Linked DNA regions of Homo sapiens: all the other regions are linked to region 1. Evidence: chromatin loops called from intact Hi-C (ENCODE). Cell type or tissue: OCI-LY7. All regions are shown on one strand. Region 1 has its middle 9.2 kb from the start of THUMPD3. Region 2 has its middle 72 kb from the start of LHFPL4. Region 3 overlaps LHFPL4 (LHFPL tetraspan subfamily member 4). Region 4 overlaps SETD5 (SET domain containing 5).

Region 1 (5,000 bases):
AAAAAAAAAAAAAAAAAAAAAAAAAAAAATTAGCTGGCCATGATAGTGCATACCTGTGGTCCCAGCTACTTAGGAGGGTGAGGTGGGAGGATTGCTTGAGCCTGGGAGGTGGAGGTTGCAGTGAGCCAAGATCGTGCCATGGTATTCCAGCCTGGGTGACAGTGAGATCCTGTCTCAAAAAAAAAAAAAAAAAAAGAAAAAAAAGTCCCATAAACAGGTCTCACGGTTCAGGAAATATCTCTCTATCCCATGTTGTTCACCGGTAGTATGTTACTGTGGTTTGAATGTGTGCCACCAAAGTTCATGTGTTTGAAACTTAAGCCCCATTGGAACAGTGTTGAGAAGTGGGATCTTTAAGCTGTGATTAGATCATGAGGGCTCTACCTAGATGAATGAATTAATGCTGTTATCATGGAAGTAGGTTAATTATTGCAGGAGTGGATTCCAGATAAAAGGATGAGTTTTGCTCCCTTCTCCCTCTCATGTGTGTTCTCTTTCCCTTCTGCCTTCTGCCGTGGGGTGACATAGCAAGAAGGCCCTCACCAGATGCCAGCACCTTGACATTGGACTTTCCAGCCTCCAGAAATGTGAGAAATAAATGTCTTTACTTTATAAATTACTTGTGTTCTAATGGAAGAAACAGATAATACAGAAAATATATACATCACATTTCTGTGGTAATAAGCATTAGGGAGAAAAATTAAGCAAGGTGGTTGGTGGACGGTGCTGGAGAGGTGGAGGAATATGTCTATTGTATGTCAGGTGGTCAGGTAAAGCCTCTTTGATAAGGTGACAAAGTAGACCCTGAATGAAACAACAGAGCAAGCTATTTAGATAGCCAGGAGGGGAGCATCCCAGGCAGAAGGCCTCAGCATATTCAGCAGGGCCTAGGAATAGCCAGGTGGCCAGTGAGGCTGCAGAGGAGTGAGCAGGATAGAGGTGGAAGAGAGATGGGATGGATACATCGTAGAAGTCAGTGTCTCACAAATTATCACCGTGCCTGACCAAAACAAACGAACAAACAGACAATCACTCTGGCTGCTGCCTGGACAATGTTAGGGAGCAGGAATGGAAGCAGTTACTAGGTGATTTCATTGGTCCAAGTGAGAGATGATGATATCTCAAACTAGGATATTAGGGGTGGGTGTGGTGAGAACTGTCAAATTCTGGGGTGTTTTGAAGGATGGGCTGTCATTGCTGGTGTTTTAGATTTGGGTTTGAAAAGAAAGGAGAGGAAGTTTGAGGGTCAGACTTAGCAGATTTGCTGGTTTAGAGTAACCATGTCCTGCTGACAGATGCATGGCCAAGAACGAGGCTAAACTGTCACAAAGTAAGTACAAGTGGGCACATATGCTCTTTATGGTTCTGGTTTATTACAAAGAAAAATGGTATGTTCGTTTATATCAGAAAGAACCAGATGACCTCCTTGGAAAATATTGACTAAAATGGATCTTGCTAGAAAATGCCAGTTTGAGACAGGTAACATTACATGTAGAAATTGAAGCCACTCATTTCTTTCTAACTGGAAGTAGTGGTTATATTAAACTAAAGAGTAAACAAGCATATGATTAAGTGTGATGATTCATATCAGATATAGTGACACAAATGAGGAGGAGCTCAGTGGTGCTTGTTCCCACAAACCTGGATATCTTTTTTACCTTAATGTCTTCCTATCCTTGCCTATTCTTTTTTTTTTTTTTTTTTTTGAGATGGAGTCTCGCTCTGTCACCCCGGCTGGAGTGCAGTGGCGCAATCTCGGCTCACTGCAAGCTCCGCCTCCCGGGTTCACACCATTCTTCTGCCTCAGCCTCCTCAGTAGCTGGGAGTACAGGCGCCTGCCACCATGTCCGGCTAATTTTTTTTGTGTTTTTTAGTAGAGACCGGGTTTCACCGTGTTAGCCAGGATGGTTTCGATCTCCTAACCTCGTGATCCACCCGCCTCGGCCTCCCAAAGTGCTGGGATTACAGGCATGAGCCACCGCGCCCGGCCTCCTTGCCTATTCTTAAAGTAAAACAAGGTCCTGGGTAGAAAGTCAGATAGCACAGCCACTCCCTTGCCCACCTTCTTCCTCTCCTGCAGAGAGAGGCAAGGACTGTTAGCCACTTCTGCTTTTCGTTTCTATGGTGATTACCTTCATGGCTCTAAAAGACACGTTTGTAGTGCCATTTCTTGCTTTTTCAATTTTTGCTATTATCTGCGGACTTTGTTATGGTACTTGAAGTTTAGCCTATTAACATTACCACCATCCTGTCGCCCCCTTCCTTCTTCTGCCATTATAGCTACAACCCAATGTAGTTTGTTCCTCTACATTAAATTTACCTTTTAAGTGTAAGGGATATATTAGTATTAAACATCTTCTTGTTCTGTCAGTTATGCACAGCATCTCTTGATCCCCCGCACTGTGAGACAAGGGTTTCATTGGCACTCCTGGCCTTTACCTCTCCTCCCTTCCTTGTACTCCCCAATCTATTTTGTTAAAAGAAGATCCCACTTGGCCAGTTGGATTCCTGTGGGGATGTAATTGAAAGAAGGATGCCCCTACACCTGCTTTTCATTCAGTACACTACTGAAATTCCATCTCCCCCAAGAAAACCTTTTGGGACCTCATTGAGAGATAAGAGATGTATCTATTAATATAATCTTATTAATGAAATAATAGCCTAGGAGTCCATGAACCTTTAACCCGAAGGACCTTTGTCCTGTCAGGTGTTAACAACTAGAGGGAAATACAATCAGCTTTGGCTGTGCTCTAAGCAAGCAGAGGCTTATTTACTTTTCCCGTGCCCTTTCAAGCCAAGGGCTATAAAACCGCTTTAGTAACATAACCCCTGTGAGAGCTTGTTGGTGGACTTAGTGCCATCACAGTAAATTTTCAAGAGAATGTATATGAAATTTATTCTTCTCCTTGAATTTCATGTTGATAAGTAAGTTGATTTAAAAGCAGCTCATTCGTTTGGAAAGGAACTGTATCCTTATAACTGAGATTACTGGAAGAAGGTCATGAGCTGGGGAATGCAGCACCCCTGCCACCTAGTGGTTCCTCCTGCTGAAACACTGCTTTTGCAAAGCACAGAAAACACAAATTGAGTTAGTATAGGAGTCAAATACAGCGAATGTCCTGAATCTGGGAAACTTCCATTCTCTCCTCCCTGTGTGATATCAGAGGAACGAAAAGAGCACTGACAAGGGAGAATGTTGTAGGTAAACATGGATAGCCATCAGGTCTCCTGCACAAAGGGGCAGCTGCAGGAAGCAGGAAGTGCAACAAATGAGCAAAGAAAGGGACAGGATCCCTCAGCAGTGGTCACTGCAGCAGCAACACGGTGCCAAAGGCAAAGCAGAATCACCAGCAAGATCAGCAGGGACAATGATGATAAAGCCACATAGGCTCAGCATCAACAACAGCCCTAGAGACTGTGGCCTTGGGACTGTAGTACTGCTTGATTCATGGTAAACCAATCAGGACACTCAGGGAACAACAACAGAAATCAGCATTTACAGAGCACATACTCAGTTGAGGCAGAGTTTTACCTGTATATCACATAATAGTCTATGGGGGTAGATATTCTTATTAGCCGTGTTATACAGGTGATGAAATTGAGGCTAACTAACTGGCCTAAAGTCACAGAGTTGATGAGACTTAGAGCCAAGATTCAAACGCACACCAAGGTGGCCTGACCCCAGCTGCAGAGCTCTTAACTACAGACATGCATTGCTAAAAGAAGGGGATATGATCCGAGAAATGTGCTGTTAGGTGATTTTGTCATTGTGTGAACCCATAGCCAGCTACACACTGTTAACAAAAGACCATGAGGCCAGGCATGGTGGCTCACGCCAGTAATCCCAGCACTTTGGGAGGCCGAGGTGGGTGGATCACCTGAGGTCAGGAGTTTGAGACCAGCCTGGTCAACATGGTGAAACCCTATCTCTACTAATAATACAAAAATTAGCCAGGCGTAGTGATGCGTGCCTGTAATCCCAGCAACTCAGGAGGCTGAGGCAGGAGAATCACTTGAAGCTGGGAGGTGGAGGCAGCAGTGAGCTGAGATCGTGCCACTGTGCTTCAGCCTGGGTGACAGAGTGAGACTCCATCTCAAAAAAAAAAAAAAAAAAAATGTCCATAACATCTGTGGAGGAAAAGGGGAGAGTTTTATTTTCTGTAAAAAACAATCTGCAGATTGGGGAAATGCAGCTTCAGGTGTAAAACAGAAGTGGGCTCTAAGCAGGGTGGAAAGTTAGAGATTATAAAGGCAAAAACTGCAGGACAGGGGAGGGTAATCAGGGGAGTCAGAAACAGAGTGTCGATTAGATGGCCTTAAAGCCCCAAATCACCAGTCTCTCTTAATTGGCTGGTTCCAGGTTGTCTGTTGGCAGGAGGTGGTCTTGTGGTGGTCAACTGGGGAATTCCCAGCTGCCGTTGTTTCCAGGAACTCTTCTTTGACTTGGTTGCAGAAAAACAGGTTTTGCAGCATTCTCTAAGGACACGAAGAGCTTGACTGCTCCCTCACCCTTCCATGGCCCCTTGGGTCTGTTTTTACTTTTGAGCCACAGAGAATCCATTTTGTCTGTTAACTGGGGGTATAATTTGACAACACCTAGGCTGTTTGATACAGCCTGTTGCTCCTAGGCTACAAACCTGACAGTATGTTACTGTATTGGATACTGTAGGCAATTGTAACACAATGGTAAGTATATGTGTATCTAAACATAAAAAAGGTACAGGAAAAATAGAGTATTATAATCTTATGGGACCACTTTTGTATATGCGGTCCATGCATTCACTAAAACTTTGTTACGCAGCACATGACTGTTCCAGGCTCTTCTTCTTCCCTCAGGGAGGAGGGAATATGGGGTTCAATCCCTCTAACTCTACTGACCTTATTGAGGGATGCTTGTGAATTGGGATCCCTTATTGAAGGATGCTTGTGAATTGGAACTCTAACGCGATTAAGATTGGTCCTAGATCTTCCACCAACTTGCAAAAGGATATTTAGCCTTT
Region 2 (5,000 bases), 130 kb before region 1:
CAGCAATTTGGGAGGCTGAGGCAGGCAGATCACTTGAGGTCAGGAGTTCGAGACCAGCCTGGCCAATGTGGTGAGACCATCTCTACTAAAACTACAAAAATTAGCCGGGCATAGGGGTGCACACCTGTAATCCCAGCTACTCAGAAGGCTGAGGCAGGAGAATCACTTCAACCTGGGAGGTAGGGATTGCAATGAGCTAAGATCATGCCACTGCACTCCAGCCTACATAACAGCACAAGACCCTGCCTTAAAAAACAAAACAAAACAGACAAACCCCCTTTAGAATCAGCTTGTTGATATCTACAAAATAACTAGCTGGTATTTGGGTTGGGATTGCATTGAATTTATAGATCATGTTTAGAAGAACTGATATCTTCACAATACTAGTCTTCCTATTCATGAACACCTCTATTTATTTAGATCTTTGATTTTTTTCATTAGTTTTATAGTTTTCGTCATGCAGGTCTTATACGTATCTTGTTGGAATTACACCTAAGTATTTCATTTTAGGGTACTAATTTATTTTAATTTTATTTATTTATTTATTTATTTATTTATTTATGCATTTATTTATTTATTTTTGAGACGGAGTCTCGCTCTGTTGCCCAGGCTGGAGTGTAGTGGCGTGATCTCAGCTCACTGCAATCTCTGTCTGCTGGGTTCAAGTGATTCTCCTGCTTCGGCCTCCTGAGTAGTTGGGATTACAGGCGTCCTCCACCACGCCCGGCTAATTTTTGTATTTTTAGTAGAGACGGAGTTTCACCATGTTGGCCAGGCTGGTCTCGAACTCCTGACCTCAGGTGCTCTGCCTGCCTCAGCCTCTTGAAGTGCTGGGATTATAGGCGTGAGCCACTGCGCCTGGCCTTTGGGCACTAATTTAAATGGTCTTGTGTTTATTTTTTAGTATCAGAGTGTTGCTCTGTCATCCAGGCTGGAGTGCAGTGGTACGATCATGGCTTACTGCAGCCTTGAACTCCTGGGCTCAAGTGATCCTCCCACCTCAGCCTTCCAAGTAGCTGGGACTACAGGTGTGCACTACCATGCCTGGCTTTGTTTTAAATTTCAAATTCCATTTTTCATTGCTAATATACAGAAATGTGATTAACTTCTGCACAACAATCTTGTATCCTATAGTCTTGCTATAATTGCTTAATTAGTTCCAGAGGTCTTGGAGGGCTATTTAGGGTTCTTTTGGATTTTCTACATCAACAATCATGTCATCTGTGAATATGAAGTTTTATTTCTTCCTTCTCAATATATACCCCTTTTAGTTCCCTTTCTTGTCCTATTGCATTGGTTAGGACTTCCAGTACAATATTAAAAAGGAGTGATAAGAGGGGACATCCTTGCCTTGTTCCTGACCTTATCAAGAAAAGCATCTAGGTTTTTGTAAATGTTCTAATTGAGTAAGTTCCTCTCTACTTCTGGTTTCCTGAGATATTTGTTACTTTTGAAAATAAAGAATTTTTTTTTTTGAGATGGGTCTCACTCTGTTGCCCAGGCTGGAGTGCAGTGGTGTGATCTCAGCTCACTGCAACCTCTACCTCCCAGGTTCAAACGATTCTCATGCCCCAGCCTCCCGAATAGCTGCGATTATAGACGTGCACCACCATGCCTGGCTAATTCCATGCCGGGCTAATTTTTGTATTTTTAGTAGAGATGGGGTTTCACCATGTTGGCCAAGCTGGTCTCAAACTACTGACCTCAAGTGATCCAACTACCTTGGCCTCTCAAAGTGCTGGGATTATAGGTGTGAGCCACCATGCCCTGCCATTTGTTACTTTTTAATGTTTTACCTGCATGTCTTTGGCATACTTTGATTGTCTCTATAGATGTTATTCTGCTCATTTTTACTTGTAGCTTTTTAAGACTTGCGTTTTTCTGTTATCCATTTTTATATGAAATTAGTGATTTTGCACTTTTAAAAAACAGGCATGACTTATGATAGTTTTTCATTTCATGGTTGTATTCTCATTTTTGGTGTGTATGTGAAATATTGAAATATGGACTGTGTGAACCATAGCTATTTAAATTCAACAATTCAACACAGAATATGCTTGCAACTTTATGAACAATTGTTTCTCTCAGGAGTTAAAGAACAAGTTATTTAATATCTTTATATTATTTCTGTAAGGATAGTACATTCTGAATTTTATGGGATAATCATAATTTTATTTTTCAAAATACTTCATTTAATCTAATAAATTTAATCCCTCCACACCCCCTTCCTTCATTTTGCATGTCCTGTTCAGTTTGGATTCTAACAAGGAATTTTGGTGTGGGGCATTGTCCTGTAAGGGCTTTGAATTAAGTTTCTTAGGTCCAGACCACTCCAGCCCTTTCAGGCCTAATCAAGCATCCTTTGTACTCACTGCAAACGCCACCTAGTTTCAGCTGCTGTTCTCAAATTGGCTTGGTGAGCTTTCAAGTGAGTTTTTTTTTTTTTTTTGAGACAGAGTCTCGCTCTGTCACCCAGGCTGGAGTGCAGTGGCGCAATCTTGGCTCACTGCAAGCTCCGCCTCCCGGGTTCACGCCATTCTCCTGCCTCAGCCTCCTGCCACCACGCCCGGCTAATTTTTTGTATTTTTAGTAGAGATGGGGTTTCACCGTGTTAGCCAGGATGGTCTTGATCTCCTGACCTCGTGATCCGCCCGCCTTGGCCTCCCAAAGTGCTGGGATTACAGGCGTGAGCCACCACTCCCGGCCTCAAGTGAGTACTTGTTATTTTGAAGTTCTGAGATCCATCAGATGTGCCATTGCTTCCACTAGAACAGATGGTGATACCATGCTGGTCTTGTGGCTATTAGTGGTTTATCTCTACCCGTTTTTTGTTTGGGGGTTTCTGGGGATACCTAGTTTTGCTGTCAAGTTGTCCAAGGTTTCCAGGTTTCCTATCATGGCTGCTTTGTGGTGCTTTAACGGGTAATTTGAGAAATAGTAAAACCATGATTTCAGAATCCCTGCCAGTTAATTTTTTAATGCAGGAGCAGGTAAAAGTTACAAGAGCACCATCTCCTTCAATGACTATGCTCTCCTCCAAACTGTTTCCATCATCTATCTTTAGAACTGACCATTTTAAGAACCCCTGGCAGGCCAGGTGTGGCGGCTCATGCCTGTAATCCCAGCACTTTAGAGGCTGAGGCAGGAGGATCGTTTGAGCCCAGCCTGGGCAATATGGCAAGACCCTGTCTTTACAAAAAAATAATTAGCTGGGCGTGGTGGTGCAGGAGAATTGCTTGAGCCCTGGAGGGTTAAGGCTGCAGTGAGCTACGATTATGCCACTGCGTTCCAGCCCGGGTGACAGAGTGAGACCCTGTCTCTTAAAATAAAAACAGAACGAACCCTCGGTCAACTCCTTTCTCTGAGCCTCACAGCAGATTATGCGGGTTGTCATCAGTGCAGTTTAAAAGCAAAGGGCCTGCTTCGTTTGGACAACTGCATTTTTTTTTTTTCTTCATGGTAACCTCTGCTAAACAGAGAACCCTACACTGTCAAACTGACACCTGGGGGGCAAAAGGGCCAGACTGCTGTTTTTAAGACAGTAAAGGGTACCATATACTTTTTCAGCTAGGTAAGTGATTTCTGGTCATAGTGTCACAGCATCTCTAGCTGTTTCTATTTGTTTTCTGGGTTAACTGCAAAATTTCCAAAACTGTTGGTTTGGGTCTGCCACTTAAAAGAGAGAAATCTTGAATAAGTTGTATCTTCTGAACTTATACCTACCTTGCACATTGTTACATGTAAATGAGGTAGCTGATGACTTAAGTGGAGTCCAGGAAAGTGTAAAGTGACATAGAAGGTGCCACTGTTGCACTGGCCTCTTTAATTAATATTGTCTAGCTTCTATTTACACCAAGCTTGTCCAACCCACAGACCACGGGCTGCACGTGGCCCAGGATGGCTTTGAATGCGGCCTAACACAATCATAACTTTCTTAAAATATATATATATTTTTAAGCTCATTAGCTATTGTTAGTGTATTTTACATGTTGAATAATTCTTCCAGTGTGGCCCCGGGAAGCCAAGAAGATTGGACACCTCTGATTTACACCATATCAAAAGCAAAGTCCCTAGCAACACAGTAAGTACTTGAAAAGAATAGCAAATAGGTTAACTCTGAATGGGCAGTTGACTGTCTTACCTTGATATTCTCAGCACCTCAGATATAGCCTAGCACACAGTAGGTGTTCAGCCAATGGTCATGGAACAGAACCTTCCAATTATGGCAGAAATCAGTTAGTTTTATTCATTATCAGAAGCCCAGTGCTATAGCTGAAACACTGTACTAGGTCTCAATTTCTCATCTTTAACTTCTGGCATTTGGCTTGCTTTCTTCACAGAATTATGAGTCAAAATAAGACACTGTATATGGAAACACTTTCTAAAGATCATGCACACTATTCTCTTCCTAACCCAGGTAGAATCAGGTTGTGGTTGGTGGTAGGTTACCTAGGTATTCCTAGGGCATTTTGGAGGGATCTTCTAATAAAACAAGTGGTTTTGTTATGTTTCCACTTTCTATTTTCTTTTGAGACGGAGTCTCGCTCTGTCGCCCAGGCTGGAGTGTAGTGGCACGATCTCGGCTCACTGCAACCTCTGCCTCCTGGGTTCAAGCGATTCTCCTGCCCCAGCCTCCCAAGGAGCTGGGATTACAGGCACGCACCACCACGCCCGGCTAATTTTTGTATTTTTAGTAGAGACAGGGTTTCACCATGTTGTTCAGGCTGGTCTCAAACTCCTGATCTTGTGATCCGCCTGCCTTGGCCCCCCAAAGTGCTGGGATTACAGGCATGAGCCACCACGCCCAGCCTTCCATTTCTAAACTCCTTCAACTAATAAATAGCATCTTCATCTTTGAATCCCTTATGTGCTTTGCAAACTGCAGTCTACCTTAGTTACTCAGTAAACATTTGTCAAACAAATGTTAGAATACTGCCAATTCAATCCATTGGCAAGTTCTGCTGTGTACTTGCAAAACATATCCTGACTCCAATCACTTC
Region 3 (5,000 bases), 150 kb before region 1:
TTTCTCAAGAAGGGGTGTGGGGATGTGACTGATGTGAAGTGGGCCCCCTCGGTGTCCTTCTCCTCCCTTCCCAAAGCCCCCTAACAACTCAGTGTTAAAAATCAATGTAAAGGAGCCCCAGTTTTCCTCCCTTCAGTGTCCAGGGAGTCTCCGTCCCTCACTGGGAGTTCAAGATGAGTGAGCCTCCCACTTCAGTTTTAACCCAAAGACCTCCGAGCCAAAAGCCATGGCGCGCACCTGTGGTCCCAGCTACAGGCTGAGGCAGGAGGATCGCTTGAGCCCACACGTTCAAGACCAGTCTGGGCGATGTAACAAAACCCAGTTTCTATTAAAAAGAAAGAAATATATATATATATTTAAAGAAGACCTCTGGAACCAAAGAAAAAATAGATAAATAAATTGCTTCCATTTCCAGCATATTCTATGACCAAACACTGCCAAGTCCTTGGCTGTCATTATTTGTCTCTTTTTGACCCTTCGGAATTACCCTGTGAGGTAGGCTATGATCCTTATTTTGCAGATGAGAAAATCGGGGCTCAGAGAGGTTAAATGGCTTGCTCAAGGCCATCCTGCTGGTCAGGTGAGGCTAGGATTTCAGCGCTTGTGCAGTCTGCCCCTCTGCCCCTCTGACCTTTTTTTTTTTTTTGAGATGGAGTTTCACACTTTTTGCCTAGGCTGGAGTGCAGTGGTGCAATTTTGGCTCACTGCAATCTCTGCCTCCTGGGTTCAAGCGATTCTCCTGCCTCAGCCTCCCAAGTAGCTGGAATTACAGGCATGCACCACCATGCCCGGCTAATTTTTTGTATTTTTGGTAAAGACAGGGTTGTGCCATGTTGATCAGGCTGGTCTTGAACTCCTGACCTCAAGTGATCCACCCGCCTCAGCCTCCCAAAGTGCTGGGATTACAGGCGTCAGCCACCGCGCCCGGCCCCTCTGCCCACTTGTGCCCTGGGGAATGTGCAAGGAAAGCCTGAATGCCCAGGCAGCCTCTGACTTTCTCTAATTCTCTCTCCTTCTCTCTCTCTCTCTCTCTCTTAGATTTTGTGGGCTCTACAGTAAGCTCCGTGTTGCGGCCCGGGGGTGATGTCTCTGGATGGGGAGTCCTTCCCTGCCCCGTGGCTCACTCACAGGGACCCTGAAAGGCCAGGATCACAGCCCAGTAATTGGCCTGACCTCAGCTTGTCCTGCCTTCTGCCCTCTCGTCACTCCATTCAAGCTCTGAGGGAAGACCCTGATCTCAGACTTACTTCTCACCGACTACCCTGCAAGCTCCAGGCTTTGAGGAGAGGAAAGCCTGGATGTGGCCTGGGGGAGAGGAGAGGCCCTCCAAACCTTGGGAGGGTCTAATTCTTGCTCCTCCCTCAATTTGACCTAAGGGAGCCTGCATCTGCGTAGGCCCTTGGGCTTCTCCTCTCCTCTCTAGACTGGCCTGGAGGTCCCTGCAGATCCCCAGGGAGAGCGGAGCTGTAGTTCCAGCTCCCCAGGCCCCCTCAGTCTGGAGGGCTGCCGCCTGGCTGTATCCGCACCTCTTCTGGTCCCTGCCTCTTCAAGAAATTTATTCTAGATACTGCTCCAGGGTGGGCTGGACTCTTTCCTACTTTTTTTTTTTTTCTTTTTTGGCTGATGTTGGTTCCACCACATCTGCCACAAAGCTCCAGGTGCCACCAGTCTCCCCTGGGACCTCCTCTGCTCCATTCCGGCCTGCTCCCAGCTCACCCTGAGGGAGAGCTGCACCGAGGGATGCACAGGGCCCTGCTGTCAGCTGCAGACCGGGGCCCTGATCAGCCCAGAGTCAGAAAAGACTTTCAGGCTCTGGAGGTAGCGGGAGGGGGTACGTGGCCTCGGCAGTTGGAGCTTAGAAGCTGCTCAGCCCGGGCTGGCCTGGCCTCCTCTTCCTCTCTGCTGGAACATCTCACTGATGACTGAGCCCTTGACCTTGGCCTCTTTTGCCCAGGCCTCCTCTCTGCTGGGATGTCTCACCAATGACTGGACCCTTGACCCTGGCCTGTTTTGTACAGCACAGACTTCTTGGCCCTGTTGTCAGGGTTGGGGGTGTGGAGGGGACCCCAGAGGTGGGGAGTTGGGGGATGCATTACCCCTTCTGCCCCTTTTCATGCCCTCCATACCCCAGGCGTCTACCAAGGGCAGAGACTGTCTTGTCTCTTTGATACTTTTCTGCATAACTTGAACTTGCAGGTCATCTCTGAACAGGGTACCCCTGTCCCCCTTCCTAAGCCTTGTTACCCTGTCCCAGCCTCTTCCTCCTCCTGGCCCACCTCTCGCCTTGCGATATGCCCAGGGTCTGCACCTATGGGCAGTGCTTGGAGCCGAGGCATGAGTGTATGTGTATGTGGGTGAAATGTGTGTGCGTGTGTGTGCGCGTGTGAGCGTGTGTGTGTGTGTGTGTGTTGGGGGACAGGTGAGAAGTTTCTCCCCCCTCCACCCACTGTGGGGGCGTCTCCCTTCCCCTTGGCAGGGAGCAGGTGAGGGAGACTCCTGGTATTTTTTGAACACCCGTCATTCCCCTGTGGGTCTGGCGGCAGAGCCATCTCTCCCGGGGAGCCTCCCTGCCCTGGGGCCTGGACAGCTCCCTCAGCACTAGTTGCTGGTGCAGACCGGCTTCGTCCAGCGCCCCCTCCTGGCGGCCTGGACCTGCAGGGAAGGGGCGGTGCCCTGCAGGATGCCAGGGGAAGCCGCCTCGGGCCTCGGCGGAGGGGAGAGGGTCGCTTGAGCGCCATGTGTTTGCCAACCTTGTGTTCATTTCCACAGGACTTGGACCTGAGAGTTAGGGTTTCCAAGAAAGACCCTAGAAGTCCCCTGCCTGTCTCCCCACTCTGGACCCTAGCCGGAATCAGATGTTGGGACCTAGTGGGTTCCTGCCACCTGGAACTTACCAAGTCCCGACTTCACTCCTCCACTTACTCCTCCCGGGCAAAGCCTCCCCGCAGTGCTCTGGTCCCAGCGCTGGGCTCCCCTTCCCCGCCGGCGCCTTCCCGGACAGTCCAGTCGGCCTGGGGTAGGGGCGCTGCGGGACAGAGGGTCCGAGTTAAATGCGGGAGGATGCGGGAGCCCCGTGGGAGGGAGTTGGGGTAGGAGGGAGTTCCTCAAAGATGCAAACCAAGCCCAGCGTTGGAGGGGGAGAGCAGAGTTAGGAGAGAGTGAGGGGAGGGGCGCAGCAAGCGACTGGGAATGGGAGAAGACACTGGGGTGAGGAGAAGAGGGGTGCAGAGACAGGGAGATGAGAGATGATTGGAGAAGGAGCGAGGGGGACGCACAGGCACAGAGAAACAGCGCGAGGAGGAGAGATCGAGAGAGACGGGGCAGAGGTGGAGAGAGATGAGAGACCAGCTGAGAGGCTGCCCGAGAGCTTGGGGTGGGGGAGGGGAAATGGATGAAAAGGCGGAAAAAGGACTCGGGAGCGGGGAAGAGGTAAATGGAGATGTGGGTTGGGGGCAAGAATGGGATGCAGAGGAAGGAGAGGAGGATGAAGGAGCCAGGATGCGGGGCAGTGGGGAGGGGGTTGCTATCTGGGCACTGGGTGAGGGGAGAGCTTGTTCCCCCAAGGACGCCTGCCACCAGGTGTCCTTGCCACACCTTGTTCCCCAAGGACACCCACCAAACCTGTGCCCTGGTGCGGGGGATAGAACTGACCTTTCAGAGGCTGGAGGCCCGGGGCACAGGCAGCCAAGGCCGCATCCTTTTGGGAAGAACTGGAGTGAAGGAAGCCACTTCAGAGGACGTAGTGGGTCCAGCTGACTTAGGAGTGGGTCAGCGCCGGGTGGAGAGGAGGGAGGCTAGTTCCCTGGTGGGGTAGCCTGGCAACATTCCCATTCCACCGCACCTGGCCAGCTGCCATCTTGGCAGAGCCAGGGGGAGATGCACCAGGGAGTTTGGAGTCAGGAAGGCAGAGTTGTGTGGGCTGAAGTCTGCGGGAACCCCAGGGTGACACAGGCAAGGGGTAGAAGTCAGAGTGGGGACCAAACCATAGACTGGGGCCCTGGGTTCTGCAGAGGTGTGGATGGGGCAGGTGGCAGGTGCTCCAGTGGGGGCCCCAGGTGAGGCCCTGATGGCCCTCCTGGGGCAATAAAGACATCATGGGAAGGGGGCTTTGTGGTTTGCCTCTGCTCTCGTCGGGCGATCTGGCTTTAGCCTTCAGGAGGAGGTAAGCAGAGGAGATCAGTGCCTGTTTCTGACCCCAGGAGGGCCTTGTTGGGCTCCAACCTAGAGCCTTCCGGCTTCAGGTCCCAAGAGAAGTCCCCCCCTAACTGTGACCCCCCTAACTGTGATCAGGGGTCTGCCATTGCCCGCTTTTCTCTGCCTGATCTGGGGACTCAGGAGAGGCCACGGCAGCCACAGCCTAGGGGTGGTTCAGTCCCTGGCCCACAGTCTGGTCAGTTGAGTCCTTCTGGGAACCGGGGCTATGAAAACTTTCGTCTTTGGGGACCGGTACCCATGAAGGAAAACTTTCCTGAGGGGGTGAGGACCAAAGAATCAAGATCCTTTTCAGGCCTGATAGCCAAGATGATGAGAACTTTTAGATAAGGCTGTGGGGAGAGTCCCTGGCCTTTTGAGCATCCTGCTTGGGCACACGGGGAATAACCTTTCTCCAGCTTCCAGTGTGAACTGAGAAAGAGAAAGGGAAACCCTGTCTTTGGAGAAGCTGGGATGTTCCCAGCACCAGAAACTTCTGCAGGCCCCTGCCTGGCCCACGGCTAACCTTTGGGTGGGACTGGAGTTTCCTGAACAGGGAACAAGGGAGCCTTCCGCAGAGCTCTGATGGGCAGGCCTCCGAGGGCCTGTGCTGTGTGCTGTTAGGATAGCTTGGTGTTGTCTATACCCCATTAGTAAGTTTTGTCTGAGTGTGTCCTCGCTGTTCATTGTCTAATTTGGTAACATTTATTTTGGTCCTGACCCCTTCTGCTGCTGCTGGGTTTAAGCTTCAGTGCAGGTGGAATGACATTCAAATAAAGAAACACTTTCTATCACCCACGCTGGCTGCC
Region 4 (5,000 bases), 70 kb before region 1:
AAAAAAAAAAAAAGGGACTGATGAACTTTTTTGCCTTTAGGCCAGTCTTACACATGTATGTTTCCTTTCCCTAACAGTATATCCAAACAGAGACCTTGGCAGTACATCTTCTAAGCCTTTGGGAAATTGAAGTAAAATCTGTAAATGATAAAACAAGAACACTCATCAAGTAAACCCAAAAGACAGTTAAATACTGGGGGCTGTTGGTCACTACTCTTTCTATTAGTCTTACTGTATAATTCAGATTAAAAGAAAAGCCCCAAAGCTGTCTGACCAGATAATCATATGAAAGTCTGATTATCACCGTACCTCCCCTGATCAGCAAAGGGAATCTGAATTGTTTTATATTTTCAGTAAAAGACTTAAACCAAAAACCGTACTTAATATCATTAAAAACCCTTTGTTGTAGCCATTACGACTGTACACCCATTTAAAAAATGCATGGTTTCACGGTGAAACCCTATCTCTACTAAAAATACAAAAATTAGCTGGGCATGTTGGCATATGCCTGTGATCCCAGCTACTTGGGAGGCTGAGGCACGAGAATCGTTTGAATCTGGGAAGCAGAGACTGCAGTGAGCTGAGACAGGGCCACTGCACTCCAGCCTGAGCAAAAGTGAAACTCTTTCTCCAAAAAAAAAAAAAAAAAAAGTACAGTTTCTAGATAAAAGACAAGTTATAAACCCAAGATGATAGTTGATATTTTTCCTAGAGCAATTTTTAAAAGATATACTAAAAGGAAAAGATGGAAAAGTTACTTCAGATAACATCTTAATGAGTGAATAAATGATTGCTACATTCACTAATGAAACACCAACCCAGCTATTTTGGATAGTTGATGAATCCTTAAGAAACATTAAGTCAGCCCGGTGCAGTGGCTCACGCTTGTAATTCCAACACTTTGGGAGGCTGAGGTGGGCGGATCACCTGAGGTCAGGAGTTTAAGACCAGCCTGGCTAACACGGTGAAACCCTGTCTCTACTAAAAATACAAAAAAATTAGCCGGGCACGATGGCGGACGCCTGTAATCCCAGCTACTTGGGAGGCTGAGGCAAGAGAATCGCTTGAACCCGGGAGCCGGAGGTTGCAGTGAGTCAAGACTGTACCATTGCACTTCAACATGGACAACAAGAATGATACTCTGTCTCAAAAAAAAAAAAAAAAAAAAAAAGAAACATTGTCGGTAACTATAAATTTCTATTTCATAAAAATTATTCCATTTTCCTTGTGTCTAGTTTAACATGACTGTTTCATTCTTCTGATGAAAGCAACCATAATAGGTTAGCTTGACCATCTCATTCTAACTAATGCTTTAATAATGATGAGGCTTCTTAATTCAAATTCTGTTAATAATCCCAAATTTCTCAAATATTACCCTAAGAATAGTTCCTTCCCTAAGTAACTCTGTAAAATGTAGCTATTAAAATGTTAACCGAGGAACATTTAACAGATCATCTAAATGCAGTATTTTCTTATTATAATTTGTTTGTTTTTTCCTACCAGAATATAAACTCTATGAGAACAGGGATTTTTATCCACTGCTGTAGTTTCAATGGCCAAAACAATAACTGACACGTAGAGAAGTTCCAGAAATATCTGCTAAGTAAATTATAATCACAATTTACTACAACATGATTCCAGCAGTCATTAAAATGCAAAAAATAAAACAGAAATTAAAAGGATTTACTTGGGTCAGTCACCTTTATATAGACTTCTGAATATGAAGTCCCCCCAAATTATCTGCTAGTAGTTCTGAAGACCTAGAAAAAGTTGAGACAAAAATTAGTACAGAAAGAAATAACATTGATGAACACACAGAATGGAATTCTACAGCTATATTATGTTTCTGTATACTGTCTTGTTTATCATCCTACATCTATACTATCTCGTTTACCACCCTACGTCCATCCGGCACTGAATTTTTTGCCCTTTAATTTTTTATTTTTCCATAAAGCCAGAAACGAGATGGTAGAGAAGGAAATTATTTGACTTAAATGGTAAATACTTATGTCACTGGCTAATTTTTCCTCTTCCTTCAAATTAGAATTATCTCATTTTCCAAGGGATCCCTTCTTTTTCTCTCTCCTAAAAGGTGCTTCCCTTCTTCACTGAACACTTCTCAAATTCAGAGTTCTTTCTTTAACCCGATGTCCGACAACTGTCCAGCCAGACAAGGGGCCATCATCACCCATTAAATTACAAGTCCATATTTATTACTCCTTTCTTTCCCTTCATTCCACACCATCTAGTTTCTTGTCCTACTATAAAAAAGAGTGATAAAAAGGAGTCAGTTCTATTTGCGGTCAAATGGAAACATGCTTAAAAAATGGCGCTTAAATTAATTTTCTACCTTCCAAAAAGGAAGGGAAAATGATCAGTATCCTTTAAGTCTCTGGTGTTTTTTCCTAAAAGTCAAATTTAACGCTAGCCAGAGTTATTAACACCTTAAAGATTAACATATCATAAACATGAAAAGAGCTATTCATAGGATTCCAGTTACCAAGCATTAGAACGCATGCATTTCATTTATGTTGATGTTTTATGATTTCTAATTTTAAAAAACTGGAAAATAAACTATTTTTTAGAAACGATTTAAAATAGTACACCCAGAATTAGAGAAATAAAAGTATCAAAGTAACAGTAAAAGGAAGGAAGAAATAAAGTAAATCAAGGAAGAAGCAATAGCAAATAAGAAAGAAAAAAAGGAAAGGAGGAAAACAGCGAAATAGATGTGAGTGTACAGTAGGGGGTAAATGAATGCATCACAGTTTCAATTTATTATTAATTTAACTATTTCCAGAACAATCCATCAGAATCCACAGGAACACTAGTAAGTTCTTGGATTCAGAAACAGACACAGCCTGTATCTTCCAGTAGTACCGAGTACTCTCTTTAGGAGGTGCCATTTACATACAGTTTCTAGGGAAAAGGATGTTAAATAGAACATGCCAGAAATGTTTCTTAATTACCCCATCTTTTTAATTGGTTTCAGAAATGGCCAACAGTCTCTGTATCATCATTCTGACAGTCTCTTCTCTATATGACTTGCTGAAAGCACAAGACCTGTATGATCTCCCTGGTCACTCACAGAGAAGACAAACAAAAAGTGTTTTATGAACAATTCCAACAGATTTCAGAAGAAGAAATTGCATCAGACAGGTGAGGCGGAAGCAGCTGGCAGACAAAAGTCCAATAAACAACCAATCCAACGAAAGAAATTCAGAACAAGTCTGCTTCAGTAATCCTGTGAAGAGGACTGGCAGGAAGAGGAGTGCCGCTTCAGAAAGAGAACAGGCCTCATATGCTTCAGACAGTCTTTGTATTGAGGCTGTGGACCTTGGCCATTCTCCCAGAAATGATGCAATCCTGATGAACAAGATCTGCTGCCAGAGAAACAATTGTTAACAGCCTATGCAGACAGCAACTCAGCCAAGGAGCAATCTCTGATCAACTCTCTCCATAAACCAACAGAACGCCAAAATCTCTCTTCCTCAATTTCAGTGTCTGACAAAACATAAAGTGAACACAGTATATATTAAGATACATAAGAACAAGCCATTTTCTCAAAGGGTCCTTTTTCTTTTAATTCCTTAGGCTGTACAATATCCATTATTAAATTTCAGATAAAATACTGAACATTTTTTACTTTTATAAATACAATTATCCAAGCACATCAATAGTAATAACATAAATATGAAAATTTATACTTATTTTCCTCATTCTCATAAGAAAACCTTTTTGGGAGGCAGTGGCTTCCCTAAGCATAAAAACTGCTCTGAAATCTATCATCCAGCTATAACATTTCAAGTAAACACAAATATACATACACTCTAATTCAGAGACAGAAAGTATATTTCATAGATATTTTTGAAAGTAGATAAAAGTCAATGTTAAATATTGGCATCTATCAGAGAAAAGAGAAAATCTAATCTTGCTTAGGCTGACATATAAGGTATGCTGATAACAACCACTTTTTTGCAGGGCAACAATATTACTTCAGATCTTACTAAAGGATCAGATTATTTTCATCTTATTAGCCACGATTTACTAATTTAGAATCTAACTTAAAAATATCCTCAATTTAATAATCTTCCCTAGAATCCTCATCTCCTAGGCCTGGTTTCTTTTTCAGAAGTTTTGGTATCAGGTTTTTCACACAGTATTATAAAATTATAAAAAGTTATTTTTTTCTCACTAAATAAAAGATCCTGTATAAAGCACTTCTCTAAACTTCAACTAGCCAAAAGTCATGACTAACCAAATTTCTTCCTTTTGAAAGCAATAACCCTTAAACTGGGATTCATGAAAAAACACAAATATCTAAGATATATCCTGAAATAAATCTATTCAGCCCAATCTATTACTTCTATATACTACTAAATAACGAAAATGAACAGATATACAGAATAGCTCTGAAGCACTAAAAAAATCTTTAATAGGTCAATAAATGAATAAATTTAACTCAGGAAGAGAAAACACTTTTTGGGAATATTTCAAAAGGGTTAAAGTAGCTAATAAGTTTTTAAAAATCCAATTTCTGAACTTGATTATTCAAAATTTTGTTGTTACATATAGGCTGAATTTCTTCTTAAATACATCTATAGTTCTTCGATTTATCTTTTGAATGACTTTACCTTGTATGAGAATGAATGTGGCAGCTGCATTATATACTTATCTTCATCTCCATCTCAAAGTCAAATATCTCAAGTAAAATCACCGTAGCTGTACCATGACAAACAGCCTTTTACCTTAGGAGAAGAAAAGTATGCTAGGAAAAAGCACTCTTAGAGGCCAGGTGCGGTGGCTTGCACCTGTAATCCTAGCACTTTGGGAGGCTGAGGCAGGAGGATTGCTTGAGCCCAGGAGTTTAAGACCAGCCTGGGCAACATAGTGAGACCCATCTCCTAAAAAAATAAAAAAAGAAAAGAAAAAAAAGGCACTATATTAGGAGTTAGGAGACTTGAGTTCTAGCCTACAACATAATTAGTGACCTCAGAAAA

Evidence for each region. A loop is a pair of places that touch in the nucleus more often than their neighbours do. Peaks named below come from ENCODE experiments on the same cell type or tissue, not always from the same donor. Only the 100,000 strongest peaks of a DNase experiment are listed, where the experiment ranks them.
Region 2: a loop joins it to region 1, with 2.9 times the contacts of the local background. A loop is called at or near these places in 5 of 110 quality-filtered maps.
Region 3: it touches region 1 in a loop (6-fold over the local background); 17 of 110 quality-filtered maps call a loop at or near these places.
Region 4: it touches region 1 in a loop (2.2-fold over the local background); 66 of 110 quality-filtered maps call a loop at or near these places.

What each region holds. Positions count from the first base shown.
Region 1 is chr3:9,351,388-9,356,387 of GRCh38, reverse strand. It overlaps a transcript of SRGAP3 not described here. Among named protein-coding and RNA genes, the nearest start is that of THUMPD3, 9.2 kb to the left of the region's middle. In OCI-LY7, CTCF peaks have their summits at 2,813 and 3,036 (motif pointing left); DNase peaks (open chromatin) are centred at 2,087 and 3,037; H3K4me3 peaks cover 771 bases; H3K27ac peaks cover 740 bases.
Region 2 is chr3:9,479,642-9,484,641 of GRCh38, reverse strand. No RefSeq gene overlaps it. Among named protein-coding and RNA genes, the nearest start is that of LHFPL4, 72 kb to the left of the region's middle. RefSeq lists a silencer at 1,211-1,411. In OCI-LY7, no CTCF peak of the experiment used is centred here; no DNase peak of the experiment used is centred here.
Region 3 is chr3:9,498,350-9,503,349 of GRCh38, reverse strand. It overlaps LHFPL4 (LHFPL tetraspan subfamily member 4), which reads left to right. Exons shown (of 4, transcript NM_198560.3): 4 at 1,039-4,989. The coding sequence ends at 1,139. Among named protein-coding and RNA genes, the nearest start is that of LHFPL4, 53 kb to the left of the region's middle. RefSeq lists a silencer at 1-105 and an enhancer at 1,299-2,024. In OCI-LY7, CTCF peaks have their summits at 2,436 and 2,635 (motif pointing left); a DNase peak (open chromatin) is centred at 2,639.
Region 4 is chr3:9,421,227-9,426,226 of GRCh38, reverse strand. SETD5 (SET domain containing 5) reads right to left here. Exons shown (of 23, transcript NM_001080517.3): 2 at 1,701-1,760. Among named protein-coding and RNA genes, the nearest start is that of SETD5, 26 kb to the right of the region's middle. In OCI-LY7, a CTCF peak has its summit at 2,889; no DNase peak of the experiment used is centred here; H3K27ac peaks cover 1,332 bases.